Linked DNA regions of Homo sapiens: region 1 is linked to region 2. Evidence: chromatin loops called from intact Hi-C (ENCODE). Cell type or tissue: heart right ventricle. All regions are shown on one strand. Links, peaks and the distances in the headings refer to the core of each region. The heading gives the core; the rest is flanking DNA.

Evidence for each region. A loop is a pair of places that touch in the nucleus more often than their neighbours do. Peaks named below come from ENCODE experiments on the same cell type or tissue, not always from the same donor. Only the 100,000 strongest peaks of a DNase experiment are listed, where the experiment ranks them.
Region 1: a loop joins it to region 2, with 9 times the contacts of the local background. A loop is called at or near these places in 1 of 110 quality-filtered maps.

What each region holds. Positions count from the first base shown.
Region 1 is chr3:116,014,833-116,027,178 of GRCh38, reverse strand. LSAMP (limbic system associated membrane protein) reads left to right here. Exons shown (of 7, transcript NM_002338.5): 3 at 7,539-7,664. All of the region lies in intron 2 of LOC124906269 (a long non-coding RNA gene), which reads right to left. Among named protein-coding and RNA genes, the nearest start is that of SNORD155, 120 kb to the right of the region's middle. RefSeq lists an enhancer at 6,525-6,724. In heart right ventricle, for the core only: no CTCF peak of the experiment used is centred there; no DNase peak of the experiment used is centred there.
Region 2 is chr3:115,956,153-115,968,498 of GRCh38, reverse strand. All of the region lies in intron 3 of LSAMP (limbic system associated membrane protein), which reads left to right. The region is part of intron 1 of LOC124906269 (a long non-coding RNA gene); the gene reads right to left. LOC107986116 (a long non-coding RNA gene) reads right to left here and starts at 7,617. Exons shown (of 2, transcript XR_001740859.3): 1 at 7,427-7,617. In heart right ventricle, for the core only: no CTCF peak of the experiment used is centred there; no DNase peak of the experiment used is centred there; H3K4me3 peaks cover 706 bases.

The sequences.
Region 1 (12,346 bases), core at 2,469-10,468, 58 kb before region 2:
CTCTTCTCCCAGGGTTTCCAGATTTGACAAGTAAAAATAAAGGATGCCCAGTTAAATTTGGATTTGGGATAAACAACAAATAATTTTTCTTATAAATGTGTCTCATGCAATATTTGGAACACATTTATACTAAAAAAGCATTTGTTGTTTGTCAAAAATTTATATTTAACTAGGTACACTATTTTATCTGACAATTCTGTCTGGCATCTCCCATCCTTCTCCTGGGATTAAGAGGCTCAGCTGAGTATGTTCTTCTCGTGGCAATGGCAGAGGCATAAGCACAAGTGAATTCAATGGTGCCAGCACTTTTCAAAACTATGCTTGTGTTCCAGATGCTGACATCCTGTTGGCAAAAGCAAGTAACATGACCCAGGGATGAAAAAGTATGTCACCCTCTGTAGGAGGGCATGGATGTGGCAAAGGATGGGGATAGAGGGAGGAGTACAGATTTGAGGCCATTAACACAGTCTGCCAACAAGAGATTAAGTCAGTTTCATCCTCTTTTGAATCATTCCTCATAGAAACCAAGTTCCAAGGCGGGGATGTTTGAATGGTCCAGCTTAGGTCTTGTACCCACTCCTTGTCCAAGAATTGGTCACTTGATTAAGAGTCCCAACAAACCAATAGCTGTGGGTAAGCAGTGGTTTTTCCAAAGGAAAACCAGGATGTCTTACCAGAAGAAAGAGGCATGGATTCTGGGCAAGTAAATCATATATGTCTATTCCACTTATGTCCCTGACTTTGTCTCCATTTCCACTTTTTGGCATATATAAGAAACGTTAGTCTTACACAAAAAGAAGAAGGGATGATTTGTGAACCTAGAGAACTGTACAAACAACTCTGGACAGTCAACTCTGGGTCCGTAAGAGTCAGGGCAGACCCTGGAGATCTGGTAGAGGGTGGATAAAGGAACTACAAAGACAATAAGGAGGGACAGAAAAACAGGTGGCAGAGCCAGACTGACTGTGTCATGATCTTACTTAAGCCTGCCCCATTGCATAGCTGAGGGAGTCTATATTATTAGGTGCACCTAGATTTTGGCATTATTTCAGAAATCACCATTAAATTTTTACTAAATAGAAAAAAAATATGTAGGCCCAATGCAATGGCTCATGCCTGTAATCTCGGCACTTTGAGAGGTCAGGGTAGAAGAATCGCTTGAGCCCAGGAGTTTGAGGATGCAGTGAACTATGATCACACCAATGCACACAGAAAAACAAAAGAAAGAAATGTGTATTTTTTAATGCAGAATTTATGTGCATTTCAATAAAGAATATTACCCATTTAATAATTCAAATTTTAAAATTAACACATAATAGTGTGGTATTCAAAAAATTAATGATATATTTTAAAAATATTTTGGTTGAATTAGTTAGCATGGTAAGTAAGGTCTATATTTACATGTTTCCCAGAAATACTGGGCTGGCCAGGTTGGTAGCACTTTATAGGGTGATTCTGAAAACCAAAAGAGTATATGCACTTTACATCATTCAACAAATGGTATTGTGGACATTGGCTAAAAAATTATAGGGAGGAAAAAACTCTGATTATTTCTCATACCAGAAATAAATTCCATATGATTCAAAGAATTCAATATAAAAAAAGAAACAATTAAAATAAAAAGAAGAAATTGAGATAAGTATTTAACTGTTCTTATGTTGGAAAAGCATTATTTATGCACAAAAGCAATGGAAGAAATAACAAAAGAGCGATCAATAGATACAACAACAAAGAAGCTTTAAACTTCAGCAAAACAAAAATAATCATAAACAAAAAAGTAAGAGCCAAAGAATAAATTGTAAATATTACTACATGACAACAAAAGGTCAATTCCTTACAATATAAGTAGCTCTCATTAATCAGTAAGAAAAACAAAATAATCCAGACAAATGTAGTTATCACTGAAACTGAATAGATTGAAAACATTGAATAAATGGTTCATGGCATTATATATAGGAAAATATAATAAATCACACTAATATTCTGTAAATAAGAATTGTTAAGGGATTGTCTAGAAAGAAAAGAAAACACTACACAGAGTACTACAATGCTGCAATAATTCAGCATAAATCAATATTACAGTGATTTTGAAAAATAAAAAACTTAACATTTGCTGATTCAAATAAGAGTATTATGTTAAACAGTACTTTCTAGGCAGTCATTTCTCCTGAGAATTAAACTAAAGAAAAAATACCATCTCTACCACTTTTTCAGAAGTGAATATGATCTAGAGGAAGAGTAAAGTTTGTGAAACATACAAATTGTAGGTTTTGGTTCTAGCTGTATTATTCATTAGCTATGTGATATTTACCCATTTTTGTCCCCTTTGCCCACATGTGGGAAATGGTAGTAGTGGTAGTAATAATGATAATGATAATAATAATAATAATACATTTTACTTCCCAGAATTTTTATAAAGATTTTATAGGGTAATAGAATAAAATTTTTGAATTGCCACCTGATGTTATTGGTGATTATCTAAACTTAATTCTATGGAGGGCTATGGGAAACTAGGAAAGAAATACTAAACTATTACACTAAGAAAGACATATCTGTATCTATCTATCTATTTCTCCGTCCTCACAGAAAAAGAAACAAAGACGTTAAAACTCAGAAAAGCCTGTAGTTGAAGAAGTTAGACACCAAGTTCTTCTTGGTTCCTATGTTCCTGAAATATACAGACACTCCTCTGCCTCATGGTTAATATTTTTTATTGAGTCAAATAAGTTGATAGTGAAATAGATGACTAAAGGGGTAGCTAAATAAATATTGATAAGAGCTCTATTTTACTGGTTCAAAATGAAAACTTATTCCTTTCTGACAAAAATTCTGTGAGATACCTTTCTTGAGTGAAGTAAAGAGTTGGGAAAAACTAAGTGAATTTTTTTCAAGCACTTTTTGAGCACCTACTATGTTCTAAGCACCATGCTCTGTAAGATTCAGTGGTTTAGAAAACACTGTGCGTCTTACAGTTTAGTGAAAGGCACAGGTAAGTAACCCAGCTGTCATGATTCAGTGCTGTGAGGGTGAGACACAGGGCATTTCACCCAATATGGCCTCCAGAGTGGGGCATGAGGTGAGAACACAGCACGGCATTTCACCCATTGTGGATCCAGGAGCAGAGTGGGAGGCAGGGTGGGGAATGACAGGAAGGTCTTTCGTAAACAAGTAAGGAGACAAGCTGATGAGCTGAAATTTGAAAGGGGAAAGAGGGTAATTGCATGAAGAGTTGAAAGACTATTTCATGTAGGAAGAAATATAATGTCAAATGCCAGAGTGTGAGGAGAGCACATTTCAGAAGCCAAAATTTGCCTGATCCCACCAGATGATGCAATGCAAATGGAGTAGGAAATGAGGCTGGAGAGATAAGCAGGGCCAATCATGAATGACCTATTAAACCGTATTTAAAAGTTTGGATTTTATCTTGAGGACAATGAGATTAATCAAGAGATATTATATTCATATTTGCAATTTAGGAAAAAAATATCTGATTGTAGTGTGGTGAATGTGTGGCAGTGAGCATGAAGAGAGGAAGGCTAGAGGCAAAGAAACCGTTTTTTTTTTTTTTTTTTTTGAGACGGAGTCTCGCTCTGTCACCCAGGCTGGAGTGCACTGGTGTGATCTGGGCTCACTGCAACCTCCGCCTCCTGGGTTCAAGCCATTCTGCTGCCTCAGCCTCCCGAGTAGCTGGGACTACAGGTTTCCACCACCATGCCCAGCTAATTTTTTTTTTTTTTTTAGTATTTTTAGTAGAGATGGGGTTTCACCGTGTTAGCCAGGATGGTCTCGATCTCCTGACCTTGTGATCCACCTGCCTCGGCCTCCCAAAGTGCTGGGATTACAGGCGTGAGCCACCGTACCTGGCCGAAACCATTTTTAATATTTTCTCATTTCAGTAATTTAGGCCATCCCAGAAAGAAATGTTGATGTCTGAAACAAGGTTAGTGGGAGTAGGGACTGGGAGTAAAGAATGAATCTGATATGTGTGTATATATATATAGAGAGAGAGAGACACACACACATATGTATATATACACATATATATGTATATATACATCACGCTTATATAAAATTGATCCTCCATACATGACATAAACCACAGAACATGACATAAACCACAGAACATGACATAAACAACAGAACATGAGGATCAATTTTTTATGAGTGTGGTCAAGGGGAGAGAGCAGTCAAGGGAGATGCTTTGCTTTTTTTGCTTAGACAATTCTGCCTGATGATACTGTTAACTAAGATAATAAAACACAAGTGTTTGGTGGGAATGAAGGTAATGACTTTAGTCCTGAGTTTGTTGAAACTTGGGTGTCTGTGAGGCAAACAATAGGGATACAGAATAGTCCATTGGAATGTAGGTATAACAATCATGAAAAATATCTGGGCTGCAGATGTTGATTGCTTTAGCTTCTGAAGCTAGAAAATAGGTAAGATCCTTCGATGAATGTATAGATTGAGATGAAGACAGAGGTAAGTGATCAAACTCTTAAATACAGATAGTTAAGGAAAGGACAAGATAAGCTTAAGAGTGAATCTGAGAAGGCTGACTACAAGGATAAGAGGAAAAACAGTCAAGTTTGGTGTCCTAGAATCCAAGGGAAATAAAAAATAACAACTGGAAGGAGCATCAACAGAGCCAAATACTTCAGAGAAAAACAAGCTAACAGAAATTGTCCATAGACCTAGAAACAATATGATAATTGGTGAGCTTCCTGACAGTAATTTCATTTGAGGTTAAGGAGAGAATCCAGATTGCACTGAAGGTTGAGGTGTGGATGGGAAATGACGATGTGGTGTAGAACAATTCCCGCAAGAGATTTGGAAAGAGAGATTGAAAGTAAATAAGATGGGAAAAAAATAAAAATAAAAAAGGGACACATGTTCTCAGGATCTCCTGAAAGCTATGTCACAGGAAAAAAGAAAAAAAAAAAAGAAGTTAATAAGAGTTTAGGGAGAAATTTCTTTTGAAAGCAAAAAACACTGCATCATATGTACATGCTTATGGGAGGAAGCTAGTACAAAATAAAGTAGGAAAACAAATGATGGAGTAAGACCCATTGAAAGAGATCCAGAGGCACATGGGATACACTGATACAGCGTGATTACATTCCTAACTATTCAGCACAAACACTTTCTGTATCTCCAGTCTCTGAGACTCAGTACTTGAATAGATTGTCCTTAATTAGGAGATGCAGTGTGGTTTGGTGGCCAGAACATAGCCCTGTAGTCAATTATTCTAGATTTTATTCCCAACTTTATCAGTACCTGTCTATGTGAAATTGAACAAGTGGCTTAACTGGTGTGACATGTAAATGCAAAGTCTTCGCTCTATCTCCTTTTATTTAAAAAAAAAACACCGAGAGAGAGAGATTGTGAGTCAATTGCACCACAGGTAGTAATTCTCTGGGATTTTTTTTTAGTTGTGGATTTTTTTTCTGTTTTATAAATTTGCATGGTTTTATATTAGGGATATAGAGCCTTTTTTATCAGAACATATCTATATTTCTTCTTACCCTGTGTCCTGCGTTGCAATTCACATGTAACTACAACTTTAGTAATGTGGACTCTTAGAATTACTATATAGCTTTCTATGATAGGTTTTGGATTGTTGAGGATGACACCTAGTATGTCCACATTATGTTCTGAAACACTATCATTGATTTATAGTTCATTGCAGTTGTTTTGAAGATGTTCAGAGCACTAGCCTACTCATCTGGGAATTAGTAACTGTGAACTCGAAATAACGGAATAATTGGACATTCAGGAGCTCTGAATTCTAAGTCCAGCCATAGTTCTTGGTGGGCTCATCCTTAACAAGCCATCATTTTTCTCTGTGTCTGATATTCTTCCCTGTAAAATGTATATGATCTTTCAGGTTTTCACTGCAAAAGTCTGTAAGAACATATTGCAAGACAGTGTGTGAATATGAGAAAACGACCCTTAACCCCAATAGCTAAAGGGAGGATTAGGAACTCTGTAAATAGAGATTGCTAAATATTTGGAATCAACTACAGTCTGCTGCCATTGGGTTTGACTGGTAATGACCAGTCCCCTACCCAGAGGCCCTACAAGAGTGGAATGCTGAGGTGGAGAGGGTCCTCATCCTGCTTCCTCCTTGTGACACTCTGAACCAGTCAGTTGCCCAAGTACCATCAGTGTCTCCTAATGAAGATTTGCAGGGATCGTTTGGCTGTCAGGTGCTTGCTTCTGCAAGCAGAAAATGTTCCTGTTTTATTCGTCACTACACAGAGTCTCTAATGGGCAGTAAGAATGAGAAAAGATACAATTCATTATTGAACTCCTTCATGCTCTTTTGTCCTTCTCCTTCCCCCAGACACATACTTTCTCAGGGACAGCTCAAACAAGTGAGTAAAAAAGAAGAAATTCACAGTCAAACTATAAACCCTGCTATTTGTAATCAGTGCATAACCTCTGTGATGAAATTTGTGAGTAATTCACTCCCCACTTAAGCCTACCGACGTGTGATCTAATGTTGCCACCCTGAACACTAATGAAGGAAGTCAGACGGCAGTACAGCTAGCCCTTGAGGACTCATTTCTCACGTCACCAAAAACTAATTTCTGTTGTTTTCAGCCATCTGGTAGCCTGGGTTGTGAAGAGGAAGTTTCATTCAAGTAGTGCTTATGAGCAAAGGCCCTGAATTGGCTGGGATTCAAACTCATTTTCTGCCCCTCACCTAGCCCCCTCTATGCCTCAGTTTCCTACCCATAAATAAAAACTTCATAGGATATCATTTCTTTATTGTAAGAAGTTATTGAAGTAATATTTGTTAAATACTCTATGTTGGGTTTTAGGTATAATAAATGTTTGATTAAAGCTAGCTATTAATTACATTGTTAGTAGTAGTGGTGTTGGAAGTACTAGAAGTAATAGTATTTTTGAATGTCTACCTGTCTGTGAGATAGGCCTTATTAATTCACGTTTTAAGTTCTAAGATACTTCATGCAGCCTGTTATACACAAAGATGATATTTAAATGCTTTCTATTGTGGTGATTAATCCATGTTCATTATGTTGCTAGATTATAAGTAACCAGGTATTGCCACATCTTAATAATACAGTAATGTAATCTTATGCTAAATAGCATTGTTTTTCTTTTGCTGGTACTTGGAGAAGACATTGGATTATATTTATTTATATATACATAAGAAAATAAATTTAAATAACAATGATAATATTAATTTACATAAATGTGCATGCTGTCTAATATCTAAATAAGGTCCATTCTAGTATTTTTAAAAGCTAAGATATTTTCATCATACTACTTTGTGTATTTCCTACAGCACTCAGATGGCTTTGTGAAGGGTGTTCTTACCTTATAGTAGTGCTTTAGGACAACTTATGGATTTGGTAAGCAGATGGCAAGCATGGGTCTTAAAAGCATCCTACTTCTTAACACAGAAATTCAAATTAAGTTATAAAACCTTGAATTTGCCACTTCCAGTTGTATGGCTACAAGCCTAATCTTACTGACATGGTTACATATTCCATTTCCTTTTGTTTTCACAGTCCCACCAAAGATCTCCAATATCTCCTCGGATGTCACTGTGAATGAGGGCAGCAACGTGACTCTGGTCTGCATGGCCAATGGCCGTCCTGAACCTGTTATCACCTGGAGACACCTTACACCAACTGGTAAGCAATACTCCAGGTTCCAATATGCCACATGCTGTTTAAAATATGCTCATGCTCCTGGAATTCTGCTGAATCAGAAATTTCAATTCAATTCAGAATCAGAATTGAAATTCTGTTGAATCAGAAGGTCATGCATCTATCTTGTTATTAAAATACTAACAGAATGGCAACTTTTTTATTTTATTTATTTAGGGTCCTCATGGTCTTTGCTAACGTGTTAATCTCTATAAAGTTTACAATCATTGTACTGAATATATATGTAGATCTGGCTATCATCTATCTATCTGTCTATCTATCTATCAAGAGATCTATCTATCTGTAAAATTTCAGTTTCAATAGAACAGCCCCCCCCCCCCCACCCACAATGCAACAAATACAGAAGCATTAAATGGCTTGATATTATATGTAAAATACATGCCAGTTTGGTGATTCAGTGTCTTGGGGCAATATTTTGTCTGAATTAATTTTACATAGTTGTTTGTATGTTTGTTTGCTTGGCTTTTAACTACAGTTTTCTAACTTGTAGCACCTTGTGAAGAAATCTATCAAGAAAATACAGAATTGTTTCTGACTTTTATTGTCCTGCCCTTGGCATCTGGTTCTGTGCATCAGACATGGACTAAGCTGCATGAACTCATTATGAGTCCCAGCTATTGATACTAATTCAGTCAAAATCAGAAACTCATTTCCCAGGAATGTCTTCAACATCCTTTCTTTCCCCTTCTCACCACCATCGCCATAAAAAGGTTCCCAGGCCTCCTGCTTTTTGAACTTTTTTTAAATGTTTGAGCAAATTATTTAAGATTAGGTACATACATACTCCTCTACTCTACCAATTACATTTTCTGGTATGCAAAACCATGTCTTGTCAAATAACACAGTCTTTATAGAATGTAGCCTTCTATTTAAATCTTCCAGAAAGATAGGCAATAGGTGAATTATTCTTATAAAATATTATTGATTTTGTAGAGAACTCACAAATTTAACTAATTTATATCTTATAGTCACTTAAAATTTCCTCATATAAGTAACTAGAGATTTGTTACAACATATTCATTTTAAAATGAACACCATAAAAATATTATTCAAGACTGGATGTACAACAGGAGCTAAACTGAGACATTTCTAAAAGACCAGGATAGTATTTGTTTATAATGTCTTTAAAACTATCTGTATTGTGTGGTGTGAAAAGATGGGTCCTCTCTTTGATGTTAGATCCTAAATTAATTTCTCAAGTAAAATTTGGACCAACCTATAGAATGGTTTTATATTTAGGCGGGTATTCTTATTAAAGGCCTCTATTTTCTTGAGAAAGTGTCACTCAAAACCCATCCTTATTAACACAGGCAATTTCTCATTTATTGATAATATATACATGAGACACTTATTTGGGAGAGCAATCTTAAACTCATTGACTCGCATACTTATTTTATACCTCATGTGGAAAAAAAATATGTATAAAGGATTGTCTCGAGTATGAACGTAGATATTATATCTTTCCCTTGGAATGAATTAAACCTTCAGAGCACGTTCTACTTGGATGGCATTATGTTGGCTCCAATCCCATGCCACCTACCCCTGTCCCAAGTAGCATTGCTTTTACTGAATAGCAATTTGGTATAGAAGCTATTGGCTCATATTTAAGGATATTATAAAAGACACCTTCTAAAATCATTGTGTTTACTGTAATGTTATAATTGAGAGATTGTTAATTGTTTTACATAGTTTTCCTTTGAAAAGACCATTTGAGGAAATTTGTTTTGTTTTTCAATATCTCTACTTTCTTTTTTCCTAAGCAATCGTTTGCTTTTTAAGAAAGGACCCAGTGAATTTTCATAAGTGATTGTATGTCCTTTATTGTTTGACTGTTAGTAAACTTACAGCCAAATTTATGGACCATCTGTAAAAATATATAAATTATTATACATAAATTACACATTAAAAATTGATTATAAACAAGCTATGTAGAAGTTTATGGGATCAAGTCCATTTCAGATCACACTTCTGCTATCATCTTGTTTTCTTACCATTATTTTTATTTTGTCTCACCTTTTCTAATTAACTTAAATGTCTATGTAAATATACTATTTATAATTTCTTACTCTTACGTGGAACAAGGTGGTAGATAAAAGAAGGGAAATGGGAGTTAGAAAGGAAGAAAGATTCTATTCAAGTTATAATCAAATAATGAACTGCATTAATAGAAAGACACTTTCTTTTGGCACAATACTGACTAGCAAATAGGCTTTTCAAGAAAAATTTGCTATGGCTGAACTGAACTTAAAGATAGATTCCTTTTTATCCCTTGAATTTATAAAACTTCTGATGTGGAACCAGAGTTTCAGAGCCTTTCCCACCTTGTCTAGGAGTTTGGGTAGTCATAACTAACTCTCATAAACTTTCCCATGATAATGAACATGTGACTTGACCCCTTAATAGCTTGTTTTTCTATGATGTTTCAAGTCAACAAAAGACCAGAGGACAAGCCATGTCTTCAAGAATAAAGGCTGTATTTACATAAACTCAGAGGACCCCGGAGGCTTCAATATCAACCAGGAAAATAGATACACTCACAGGGATTCTCAATAGTCAGTAACAGAGGTCAGCAAACCACAGCCTATGTATCAAATTTAGTCTGCTCCATTTATGTACTGCCTGCAAGTGAAGAATAGTTTTTTAATTGTTAAATGGGAAAAAAATCAAAATAATTTTATTTCTTTGACATGCAAAAATATATCTGTATCTATATATATACAATTCAAATTTCAATGTACACACATAAAGTTTTACTGCAACCCAGCCATGCTCATTCATTTACAAATTCTCTATGGTTGCTTTTGTTCTAAAACAGCATCACTGAATAATTGCAATAAAGATCACTTGGCCCACAAATGTAAAATATTTTCTATTAGGCCCTTTACAGGGAAGTTTATAGACTCCTGCTCAAGGCCATAGCTTGGGACATAGGACAAGGATTTGCTGCACTCATCCATGGCCAAGTAGGGCTTTGGGGATATCCCCCACCAAGCTCCTTCAGACATCTCAAAGGAAACAACTTTACTCTTCTACAGTCTTCTATCTAGGCCCACTTTGTAGGTCAGATTCTATTCTGGCACATGCAAAACTAGCTTTCTATTGCGTTTGCAGACTTGAGGGCAGACTACTATTCTCCCTTACATTCCCATGCCTCCTCTTTCATTTCTTTCACATGTGACCTAAATAACCAACTGATCATAATCATATTCCTGGTGACAGGAGAGAGAACTTTCCTTTGCTATTTTATAAAGGAAACTAGGATTTTTGTTTGTTTGTTTTCATGGTTTTTAAAAATTTCTTTCAAAATATGGAAACCGTAGGTGATTCTTTTCAGCCTGTAATGTGAAGTCTTTCTTGGAGATTACAAACAAGCTATGTGGAAGAGACCCAAAGAAGAGACTCTGCTCCCTGTGTGACAGCAAAGCTGCCTGCAACCCGTGGCCATGTGAAAGGAAAAAAAAAAATGGTTAGCTTTGTTCAATTATTAATTGTGTCTTCAACAGTACAGAGTGTGACTGTCTTGCAAAGGAAATATACCTGTAATTAACTCGACCCCACAGGGATATTGAGCCCTGGATAGGGGAAGATTCTACGCAGGGTTCACAATACCTGATTATCTGTCATTTGATGACATGAGGGAAAGAAAAGAAAGAAATATGCATGGTATATTTTTAGGAAGACAATATTTATTACCTCTTAATTTAGTTTAAAAAAAATTGGGTAAGGCCAGTTTGTTTCTTTCTTTTTGCATCTGAAATTTCCTTTTCAAGTATACTGCAAGTGCTTAAGGTAAATTAGAAGAATGGTGAATTTTTCATACATACAAAATAAAAAACACCTGAATTAGATGAAGTTGAAGACATTTATGCATTCTCTGCATGCCTTCTTATATTTCTGATTTCTTAATTTTTCTCCCCTCTTCAGTTATATAGTTCAAAATGATGTGTCACACATGTAGTTATTAAATGTGACCTATTTTCTCCCTTAATTAAGTTAGACTTTCATAATCCTGTGACTCCCAGAGGGCAATTGCACTGTAACGTGTATTTTCTATGGAGTGTTTGATCTTCCTTCTGTGAGCAATGCTGCTCCCATCTTCATTTAACTTCGTTTCTAAGTCTTTCTTCTCACATTCATGAGGAAGTCCCTTTCTCAAATGTGCATCATGTGTTGTCAGGATTGCTCAGGGTCACAGAAAGAGTTTCTATGCGTTTCATTTCTGCAAAGGTTTACACAACCTCCGTAGTTTTCTATCACTGAAAAACTCAAAAGGCACACTGAGGATTTAACCCTTTAGGCTGAGAACAACCCAAGAGATACTGTGTAATTTTCTTTTTCAGCCACAAACCAGATCTCACTTTAAAAATATTTTGCAATTTGATGGAGTGAGTGGGAAAATATTGTGCTTGGAGAAGCTAAGAGGAGTCTGAAGAGCATGAAATCCCATTTTCTCATTGGACATTGGGTTTTAACCACTTGATCTGAGATTCCACTTTCAATTCATTTCCAAGTCTGAACCCTTCACTGATGGTACTTTTTAATTCTATTAATGCTATTACTCTCATCTGTTTTACTTCTAATTGTAACTCACCCAATATGACCAGCCTAGACTCTGACCTCATGGGTTTGAGAGAAATATGTAATGT
Region 2 (12,346 bases), core at 2,145-10,144:
TACCTTCTGGATGACATGTCTAGACACACCCTGAGCCAGAAGAGAACCTGCTGCTTTGAAGGAAAGGACCCAGTCCTAGCAGGATTTATCACTTTCTGACTAAAGAGCACTTGGACCCTCAATAATCAGCAGCAATACCCAGATAGTAATTGCCGTGGACCTTGGTTGTGACTCACAGGCGAGCTCACTTCAGGTGTAACTCAGCCACATTCCCAGCTGTGGTGGCTATAGGGAGGGAATCCTTCTGCTTGAGAAAAGGAGAAGGAAGAGGGACTTTGTCTTGCAGCTTAGACACCAGCTAGGCCACAGTGCAGTAGAGCACCAAGCAGGCTCTTGGGGTTCCTTATTCCAGGACATGGCTCTTGGATGGTATTTCTGGACCTGCTTTGGGCTGGAAGGGGGCCAGATTCCCTGAAGGGAGAGTCTCAGGCCTGGCAGCATTCACCACAAGTTGACTGAAGAGCCCATGGGCCTTGAGTGAACATCAATGGTAGCCAGGCAGTACTCACTGTGGGCCTAGGATGGTGGTGGTCACAGGGAGGGACTCCTCTGCTTGGGAAAAAGGGAGGTGATGTGGTTTGGCTCTGTGTCTCCACCCAAATCTCATCTTGTAGCTCCCATAATTCCCACATGTTGTGGGAGGAATCCAGTGGGAGATGGTTGAATGATGGGGGTAGGCCTTTCCCATGCTGTTCTCGTGATAGTGAGTGAGTCTCATGAGATCTAATGGTTTTAAAAATGGGAGTTTCCCTACACAGGCTCTCTCTTTGCCTGCTGCCATCCACATAAAATGTGACTTGCTCCTCCTTGCCTTCCACCATGATTGTGAGGCCTCCCCAGCCACGTCAAAATATAAATCCATTAAACCTCTTTCTTTTGTAAATTTCCCAGTCTCAAGCATGTCTTTATCAGCAGTATGAAAATGGACTAATACAGTAAATACCAGGAGTGGGGTGCTGCTGAAAAGATAAATGGAAATGTGGAAGCGACTTTGGAACTGGGTAACAGGCAGAGGTTGGAACAGTTTGGAGGGCTCAGAAAAAGAAAGGAAAATGTAGGGAAGTTTGGAACTCTCTAGAGACTTGTCAAATGGCTTTGACCAAAATGTTGATAATAATATGGACAATGAAATCCAGCCTGAGGTGGTCTCAAATGGAGATAAGGAACTTCTTGGGAACTGGTGCAATGGTGACTCTTGTTATGTTTTAGCAAAGAAATTGGCAGCATTTAGCCCCTGCCCTAGAGATTTGTGGAACTTTGAACTTGAGAAAGATGATTTAAGGTAGCTAGTGGAAGAAATTTCTAAGCAGCAAAGCATTCAAGAGGTGACTTGGGTGCTGTTAAAGGCACTTGGTTTTAAAAGGGAAACAGACCATGAAAGTTTGGAAAATTTGCAGCCTGACAATGCGATAGAAAAGAAAAACCCATTTTCTGACGAGAAATTCAAGCTGGCTGCAGAAATTTGCATAAGTAATGAGGAGCACCTAGATTAAGAAAAATAGAACCTTACCTATATCTTTAAAGTTCTGGTTATGCCCTTCCCTGGTTTCATCCCCTTCCCCTTCCTTCAGGATGCCACCAGGGAGGGGCATAAACAGAATTTCAAAGATATTGATAAGGTTCTATTTTATTAATCACTATCCTGAAATTTAGGCTTATTATTGCATTGCTTTTACTTATAAATTGCCTATATGTATGTATCCTCCAAATAATAAATTGTTTAAATTTTCTTGTTGTTGTATTTTTATTCAACATTATGCTTATGGATCATATTATGCTTATGGTTTCTTCAGAGGTTGAGTTTATTCCTAGCTCCATATTAGTAGTTCATTGGATAAAAACATAATGAAATTAACTATTCTTCCATCCATGGATTTGGTTATTCCAATATTTGGTCTTAGAACCATGGTGTTATGAACATTTTTTTTGTTTCCTGATGCATGTAAGGATAAAGTTCTTCAAGGCATATACTTAAGGCAGAAAACTGTGGGACTACAGAATTTGCACACTTTTAACTTTATGGAAGGTCAAATCTTTTTCTAATGTGGTTATATTGGTTAAGATTTGTTTAGGCTGCTGTGGCTAATAAAAATTTCAGAATCACAGGAGTTTAAATAAAATAGTCATACATTTCTATCTCAGGTTCAAGAAGCCTGGAGGTGGTTATTCCAGAGATGGTAAGGCACTCCACAGTGTCGAGATCAAGGCTTCATGTACTGTATAGGTTAACTTGTATGAACAATTTTCATTCCCAAATTTATCTGTCAAGATCGAAAATGGTTTCTGGAACTCCAGCCAGTGTATCCACATTTTGGCTGGCAACAGGAGAAAGACCCAATAGGTGCATAGTCCCTTCCTTAAAGATGTACAGAACACTTTTATTTTCATCCTATTGGTCAGAATTTACATGGCCATATGGTTACATTTGCCCCACATGGCAAACTGGGAAATGTAGTTTTCTGCCAGTTTGCCATGGAGCCAGCTAACAATAGAGAAATCTTATTACTGAGAAAGAAGAGAAAGACCAATATTAGCAGATAACTAGCAGCTTCTGCCACAGTGGTTCTACTAATTTATATTAATTTATACATACATACAACTAAAGATAATTTGTATTTCTCTACATACTTTCCACACTCAAAACTATCAGCCTTTTAAAGGTTTGTCAAAATGCTATTTATAAAATATTATGCCATCTTAAAAACTTGTATGCCTTTGATTAATAATAAAGTTTCATCTTTTCATAATTATTATTTTAATTTTTAAATAAGCTACCTGTTTATATTTTTCATTTTTGTGTTGTTTGTCTTTCTTTTTTGGACTTTAAGAGTTTTGTATTCATATAGAAAATAACCCTTTACCAGTTATATAAACTGCAAAAAAAAAAAAAACCTAAAATACAAAAATCTTCTAGTTGGTATCATAGCTTTTTATTTTTTCAATTACTGTTTGATGAAAAGAGATATTTTGCTTAATTTACTTGAATTTATTAATCTGTTCTATTATGACTTAAACTTTTTGTATCTTATTTGAGAAATCCTTCTTCACCCCATGGTTATAAGATATTCCTATGATTTCTTCTAAAAGTTTTGATTTTTTTTTGCATTTCAATGAGTTAGAATTGATATTTTCTGTACATTTTGAGTAAGATTACAATTTCATTTGTTTCCCCTGGAAAATTAAAAACTAATAGTCTCAGCACAATTGTTATAGTTTAAATGTTTACCACTTATCTGAAATGCCAACTCTGTAATATTCATATTTCCTTTCTTTGTAGATATCTGTTTCTGGGAAGTAGTAATCTATTTCTATGTCTATTTATACTTTCTTTGTATATATCAAATATATACTTGCCTAATATTTATAAGTAGGTATGCTATTTAATAAATCAGGACCCTCTCTCATATCGTATTTTTTGCCATCAGGTATTTCTTAGTTACTGTATGCTCTTTGTTCATGCACATAAATTTTAGAATCACTTTTTCAAGTTCAACAGTAATTTAAAAGGTCACACATTAAATCTGTTGGTCAATTTGAGAATAACTGATATCTTAATAATATTAGGTATTCTTACTCATGAATATGGTACAATTTTCATTTGTGGAGGTCTTCTTTAATGGCTTTCAATAATGTTTTGTGATTTTATGCCTAAAGATTCAGCATATAGTTTTTTAGATTTATCTCTACATTTGGTATAATATTGTTACTATTGTTAATGTTACCTTTTTAGAAATATCCCCATTCAAGCTAAGTTTTTGCTGCTATCTAGAAATGCGTTTGATTTTTGTTTCTTCATTCTGTATTCACCCAATTTTCTAAACTGTCTAAATCCCAAAAATGTATGGAATTTTTTGTGTTTTTATATAGACAATTTTATCATCTGCGCATAATGAATGTTTTGTTTCTTTCCTGCTAGTTTTTGTACTTCTTTTTCTTCTTGTCCTATACTACTGGTTGGAAACACCAGCCAAATGCTGAATAGAAGTAGTGATAGAGGGCATTCTTGAACCATTCTAATTTTAAAAGAAATGCTTACTAACACTTCACCATTGAGAGTAATTTTCATGTAAGTAAATTAGGTACCTACATGGATGTACTTCTGTATATATGACTATTGCTGCATTTATATAGTGACAGCTGCACTGTACCATAACTCATTTTCTCAACTAATATTAATTGATTAATCATCATGCCCAAAGCTTACTCTAGTTGATATGTGAGATTCAAACATGAGTAAGACACATATCCTACTCCTAAATAGTTTACCACCTATAAAAGGTGATGATAACTATTTAAAACCAAATAAAATAAAACACCAAAAATAAGTGCCATAAGAGTACAAACAGGATACAATAAAAGCTATTAAGAACAGGGCAAAAACTGTCAATTGAACACTATCAGGAAAACTCTAGTAATTGAGATGGCATTTAAACTAACACTAAAGAAGGCTGGGTGATGTGGCTTACACCTGTAATCACAGCACTTTGGGAGGCTGAAATGGAAGAATCACTTGAGCTCAGTAGTTCAAGAACAGCCTGGGCAACATAGGGAGACTCTATCTCTACAAAAAATAAAAAAATAGCCAGGTGTGGTGGTGTGAGCCCGTGGTCCCAGCTATTTGGGAGGCTGAGGTGGGAGGACTGCTTGAGCCCAAGAGGGCAAGGCTGCAGTGAGCTGTGATTGTGCCACTGCACTCCAGCCTGGGCAACACAGCAAGACCCCATCTCAAAAATAAATAAATAAACCAACATTAAAGAATGGATAGAGTCTTAATTGGAAAAATCATTCTGGGTATAGAGACGGCAAGAACTAAAGCTTCTACCTCTTATGTCTGTATTCTAAGTGAAGTTAAAACCCTCTTACACCGATTTCAAGTAGTCATACCCGCCATTCCCTCAGCCAAATTCAATCACATACTGGAGTCACATCTAATGGTCAGAGTTTTGTCTTAGCATGATCTATCCCCTCATTCAAGCACATGGGTAATGGGATGGGTTCTTCAACTGACCACAAACAGGATTATCCTGCTTGATTACCTCCCTTAATAACCAGAGTACAATACTTTCAAACTTCTTTTAACTGCCTCCAAATTCAAATATACTCTCAGAGAACAATTTGTCACCTCTGAGAAGATTCAAAAGAATAAATAAGCATGTGAAGGCAATTCTCAAAGGATTCCCTAATTTGGGGTCATAGTAGTAGCATTAGAACAAGTGTACAAATTTACACAATGGCAGTTTTGAAGCAACCAATCATTTGGATTAATTATGGTACATGTGTTAAAATTCTAATCACATTATTTAGTAGTTGTACTTATATATGATTTCTGGACCCCTTGTTACAACGAAACATGGAGATCCTGTGGTCCCACACAATCAAGTTGTTCAGAAACTTTTAGGACAGAAAATCAGAAGAAGAAAATTGAGGAAAAAAAACCATTTAAATATATAAATAACCTGAACCCTTCTCTCATCCTATCGCTCAGTAGTAAGTTGGTCCCTGGCTAATGTATTACTCATAATTTATTGCAAATTTATTAAACCTCAGTAGCTCAGAACATAGTAGCTTATGGATGATCCCCTAATTAGTGGAATTAGAGGATGATACTGTTTCCTTTGATTAATTGGCACATGTGGAGACTGGGTGCCCTCTGAGGCCTATCATTTGCATATTAAGTTACCACATATCAATGTGCTGAAATCCAAAGGGCTGGGGGCTCCATCTACCCATGCGAAGGCAATGTCCTGTGGATCTAATTAAATCACTATGCTCTTGGCCCTTTCCCTTTTCTACTCACTTTGGCACAATTTTCCAAGGAGTAACCTAAAAGTTGAAAAGTGAATAAACAGCTTATGTATATGTAGCAATTTACCACTTAGAGATTCCTTTCACATATATTATCCTGTTTAACTCTCTCACAACCCTCTTGAGCATACACAGTTTTATTCCCGTTTTGCAAATAGATAGTGAGATTGATAGGCCTCCCTATTTACAAGGTAGTAATTGATCAAGCTGGGACTCACACCTGGATCTTCGTTCTCCAAGGTCAGAGCACTCTTCACTATGCCACGGTGTGTCATTAGAGAATTATCTCAAATTGTATAATAAAAGACATGAAGAAAATGTTCCTCTTCCAACACTGGCCCTGTTTTGTATAAAGTACTATCATACTCATTGCCTCTAGAGAAAGCAGTCAGTTCAATGGAATTAGTAAAAACAGAGCCTAAGCACATGAAAGAAAAAAATGGTGGTCAGTGACAGCCAGCATGCAGGAGATAGTAACTTCTATAATTCTTCATCCCAGGATTTCTAGCCGAGACTGAATGGCCATTTGATTGCAGTTCTAATTCAAACGTCAGCTGTGCAGTTGGGCAAGTCGATCATTAAGGTCTCTTTACTGTTTATGTGATTTTGAAGAAAAAATAGCAGACCACTTTGCTGGGTCAAGAAAATGTGCAGGCCAGTGCCTTTGCTGGTCATTTGTCAGAGTCTGGACACAAGTAAGGGTGTTATTTTAGACAACAGGTAGTTCCAGGACCCAAAAGCCATGCAGCTATCTTTTAGGCACCTGTCACAAAGCATATTTTCTCTGCCGGATAGAAGTAAGAGAGTATATTTGAAAGGATTTAATAAAGGTTCTGAAGGACCCTCTTGGTATAAATGCTGATTATTGTTGTCAGCGTTATTTAAGAGCAGCAGGAGGGAGGCATTTCAAATAGAAGTTTAGCTTCTATTCCCAGAAGCCCCACCAGATCCAGAATTACTGTGGTCTTTAAGCAATCTGTGAAACTGGCCTCTCAGAAGAGAGTGGAGGAAGGAGGCTGAACTGCCCCACGTGGTGTTCTCATTGCCGCCTCAGGGAATTGATTGGGGAACTGTTTTTCAGTTTAGTTACTGAGTCATTTTTCATTTTGTTCTTAGTGCCAGAGGCTTATGCCCTTCATTGGCAGCACTGGGAAGAAGGCTAGATCAGCTTCCCTAGTGGTGACATACACTGTGAATATGCTTCAAGCCAGATTTGTCTAAGAGGGGAAAAAAACAAACACAAAAACTTATGCTTTTCTTCGTGCTTCTTGCTACGAATTCTAAAGGAAGCCCCAGACCTAAAGTTGTAGCTCATCCTGGGAGAAGAGGAGAATTGGCAGTGTCCTCCAGTTTCTCCATAAGATAAAATTGTGTGAATGTGGCCAGCTTGCTATGATTTGGTGCTTCCTAACTCATCTCCCACTGTCTCTTCTGACTTTAGGAGGCTGGAAAACACATCTGCATAGAAATGACAATATGAGAAGATCTTATGAGAAAAACCCTGCTTGCTTAATGTTGCTTAATGTCCTATATCTAGCTTTTCTCCACTTCCACTCCTCTCTCAGCTTCTCCCAGTCCCTCTGAAATAGCATTTGCCTCTTGGTGATGCCAGCTCCCTTACCTCGTTAAGCTGCTGCTGAAAAGCAGACCCGGGGATTGATGGCAGACAGGTTTAATGTGGCTTGCACAGAGCAGTCAAGTTGGGCGTGTGGGAGGATGCTGGGGAGATATTACTGCAGGCGCAGGCACACCAGCTGACTGAAGTTGCTGTGAACTGACAGCTAATGGGGGAGCTTTCTTTGATAGCTGTTTCATTTTGACTGTGCTGGATTTTTAAAGAAAGTTCTCCATGGGGAAAAAAATTAACGATTTTTTTTTGTTTGCCTTTTATTAACAGTTGATTTCAGAGTATTCCAGGGGCATTATTTTGGCAGGCATTTTATTATCTGATATAAACCTGAATTGATAACTCTTTAAGTCCTTCTTGTAGGTGGTGAATATGCCAGGTTCCACAGTGCAAGTGGAAAGCCATGCCAACCATGTGCTAGAGAGGCCATTACAATTGCTCAGAAAGGATAGCAGTGGTGGGGAGCATCAGATGAAACACTGGCGGAAAAAATTAACATGCTGACTTGGGGGATGCCTAAAAGATGACAACATGCATCAGTAGAATTTTACTTAGGAAAAAAGAAGAGCAGAAATGGAGTTTCAAAGGAGTACCAGGCCCTGGTGTGTTTTCTCTGCATTTGGATTGGTAGAGAAAAGCCTGTTCTCTGAATTAAACTAAAATTTGAAATCTCCAAGGCTGACATGACAAAATAGCGCAGACTGGGTGGCTTAAACAACAATGTATTTCCTCACATTTCTGGAAGCTAACTCTGCTTCACACCTCTTCCCTTGGCTTGTAGGTTGTTCTGTGTTTTCATATTATTCGTCTTCTGTAGGCATTGTGTCCAAACCTCCTCTTTCTATAAGGAAACTAGTTATATTGGATTAGGGCTCACCCTAATGGCTTCATTTTAACTTAACCTCTTTACACACCTCACTTCCAAATGCAGCCACATTCTGAGGTACTAAGGGTTGGGACTTTAGCATATGAACTTGGGGTGCAGGGGACACAATTCAGCTCATAAGAGTAAGGGACACAAATCTTCAGTTTGGTATAAGGGATGTTCACCAGTCAGCATGGCGTAGACCCCAAGACACCATCTCCCCATGGACTCTCTCTATATTCCCTTTGCCACCAGAACATTTTATATTCCCTTTACATGAGTTGGGGGGCCTGCCATTCACATTCAGATCATCGAAATCCCATGCCATTCTACCTAAATTGCAAACTAGAAAAAGGCAATAAATCCAAACTTTGGAATAGATCTAACAATAATAGCAAAAATAATAGTAATAGTGATGATAAAATTATAACAGCAGCTACCTTTTAGTGAGTGTTTAGTGTGTGCCAGTCTCAATGTCAAGCACATCCATATATTACTTCATTTAGGCCTCATTACAAACCTGTGAGATAGGCACAGTTACTGTAGATAGGGAAACTGAAGCACAGGGAGGCTAAGCAGGTTATCTGAGGTCACAAGGCTAGTTAGATGCAAAGTAAGATTATTCTTATAACCAACACACATGCTCCGAACTACTACATTTTATTGTATAAAAGCAACCATTTCCTAAATCAGGCTTTTAAAAGTGTCTTTCAGTTATAAAATCCTCAATTTTTCCAACCAAAGTTTTATATTAAACTCTTATACAGCACAGATTTACAACATATAAGAAAAGAAGAGGGGTACTGAACCTTCCCTATGCAGCCTCTTCACTTTCCTCTTCTTGGTGGATCCACCAATTTGAAAACCACCACCCTAAATCATGCCTAAAATTTTGGACCTTTAGACTCTATGCCTTGAATGCATTGAGCTCTGTCTCCTTACAAACCTGATACTGCTGTGTCTCACAAGAAAAAATCTCAGGCTAAAATCCACAGTAACTTGCCCAATGTACTGAAGGAAGCCCTTAGTGGCATCTAGTAACAGTGAGAAAAGAAATATCTAGGTCTTATTAAGAACATAGAATATTGCAGATTATTGCTAAAGAGGATAGAAACATCTAGATCAGGAGACAAATCTATAATTTGTGTCCTAACTATAGGGTATGGTTTGCTGAGGAAGGAGAAGGAACTGACATTTATTAGGCACTCCTCCCTCTAGGCACAATTCTGGGGCTCTGCAAGATCCTTATTTATTTTTTACCATAGCCTATGGGTGGCCTACAGTCCTCCTGGCCCCACGTCTACCGGCTTCTCCTGACATTGAATGCCCAGAAACAGATCTCATTCAAGGGGGAAAGTTGTATCATTTGGAGACAATTTTTTTTAAGTGCTTAACGCTTCACTTGCTGAATCCTGTGCAGAAAAACAGCCTTTACATCTACTTGCCTGGAGAAATGAATCCTGCCACAGAATGTTATCTTCTCATCCTCTCTGCCATATGTTCAAGCAATCTGTGTTTCAGTCTATATTAATACACTGAGTCAGAGGCAGTGGGGTTCAGTGGGCTAAGCAACAGCCTGGAAAATTGAGGGGTGTGAGTTCTAATTCCATCCTTTCCTCTCGCTTGCTGGCTGACCTTCGGGCAAGTTATATCAACCTCATATCAACCTCCATTTTCTCCTCATTTCTCACACAGGATTTATAATGTCTGAGCAAACTGAAGAAAAATACTAAGAATATTGGCATAGAATTTCACAAGCATCTTTGAAACGTTTACAATTCAAAACCTCTACTTAAAAACACAGTTGTAAGGCTGTCAAAGAGCCTTAAATAAATGATCTTTACCCTATAGTTATTTGTAATCTAGCTGGAAAATTAAGCATATATTTGGAAAATTTGTCAAAATTAGCATCTCAATAATTATAGATAGACATTTTCCCTTAAAAGTTCAAGTTATATTAATCTTGATTAAGAAATTCAAGTTATATTAGTCACAATTAAAAGGGCATCAAAATAGGCACTTTGCAACCCCTATACCAATGTTTTTATGTGACACCTCAAGTCCTTCCTAAAATGAGCCAAACTATGTGCGTATGTATGTGTGTGTGCATATATGAATAGATTTTTTTAATGTAAGTATGCTCATCTAAAAAATAAAACAGGCTCACAACTAGTTATGACTACATTCCTGACAAGAGTGGGATTTTTTATATCCCCTTTCATTTGGGGCCAGAAAACCTTCCACCTCTCTTACTCCACTCCTGGGAAACCTGAGCAGCAAACACCTAGAAATGTTGGATAAAAAATAGAGGTGGTATACAGCTAGTAGACAAAAAGCCTCTACAACAAGGTGATAACTCACCTTTGGAAATCCTATGGTTTGAGAAGAGCATGTTTTGGAAAGCTCTTCTGGATAAGTGGGTCATCATATCTTCCAAGAAAGGTACAAAATGGTCTTGCTGTATACACTAAAACTACAATAATGGTACCAGAGCTTTGAGATGGAAGCAAGAGAATCATTACATTCATTGAAATTATACCATGCGGGCATTTGAGGCTGATGTGGAAGATACAAATTTCCTAGCTCCTTTGTCTCAGCTCAAAGCATACAATGGTGACATACTTATCATAGATAGCAAGAATACTGATGAATTAGCTGTTGTCCTAATGTCCCTTTGAGGATCATGTGGTTCCATTAGGTTGCCACAGCTGCACTGGGGTTTAGGTCTTCTCAAATAAGAGATTAAAAAAAAAATAGGTGATGGGGCCTCAGGCTGGTCAGGATGAAGTTTGGGGCAAGGACAGTATTGAAAGACATCATTAAATATTAGTATATGGCCACAACGTGCTTATAAGAGTTTCCGAAACAAACAGGCTCTGTTTTTCAACACGAGCCATTTGTGTAGTGGCTTTAGCCCTTGGAGATGGATGTGGTATGAAAGGGACTTCTACATCTATAATCAGAGGGGCTTCCTGAGTGTCTGATGTAAGTTTTGACCTCTATGGGTACTTGATTTCTTCAAATGAAAATGCCAGGATTCTCATGCCTATCATGGATATCTTTACTACATAAATTATTCAGTTAATTTGAGTTAAATTCATAAGATATTCACAAAGAGGAGTGGAGATAGAATCAGAGTACTTTCATTAAAAATGTGACAAATATAAAACTTTGAGGTATTAGTTTGACCATAAATCATTGTTGGGGTTTACTAAATGGGTCCTCACAAAAAGTCAAAGAAAAGCTAGATTTCAGGTTCTTGAAGCCTTCTGGCACCTGAAGAATGTTGGAATGACTTCTTCAAGAAGCCTGTAAGGGGAGATTAGGGCTGAAGAGATGAAGATCCTAAATCCAAGAAACCCTTGAACACCTTAACATGCTAGGTTATATACAATAAATCCTCATTTAAGATTGTTGATATTGAGGACTTTTGATATGCTGATATCTCTTATTTGGAAATAGTTAAAGAATTATAAAATTTTAACTATATAAGCTTCCAATTTTTTCTCTCCTTTGTTGCCTTTTGGATTTTTATCTTGAAAATAAACTGACATAAACCTAAATCCAAATCTTTAGTGAATTATTTTCTAGGTGATAAGTAAACTTGTCTCAGCTCTCAGGGAGGACATCTTTAAAACATGAGTATCTTCTACCAAAGAATAGTCTGAACTAAGAATAGAGGTGGGCAACCAACCAGATGTTAAAAGTCAGTTGAAGTCCATGGTACAGAAGGAGTGGATTTAATAGGGGTAGATTCTCAGTTGTGTCAATCTGCCATGTCAGAGTTTTTCTCCTCTATGGGGATTAAGGTCACTGAGAAGTGACTAGATGGACTACAACTGGAACTTCTCTCTTCTATAATTGTTTGGTCAAAGTGATGCACAGCTGCTCATTCCTGGATGGGAGGCCTACGAGATCAGATCTGTCTTGCAGAACTCTGTATATGCAGGTTCAGGTCCCAGCCTGATAACCTCAGATACCCTAGTGCTTTCCCAAGTCTTCGTCTCTGGTCAGACTGTAAGTTTCCCTTTACAGCTATATGGAGATAA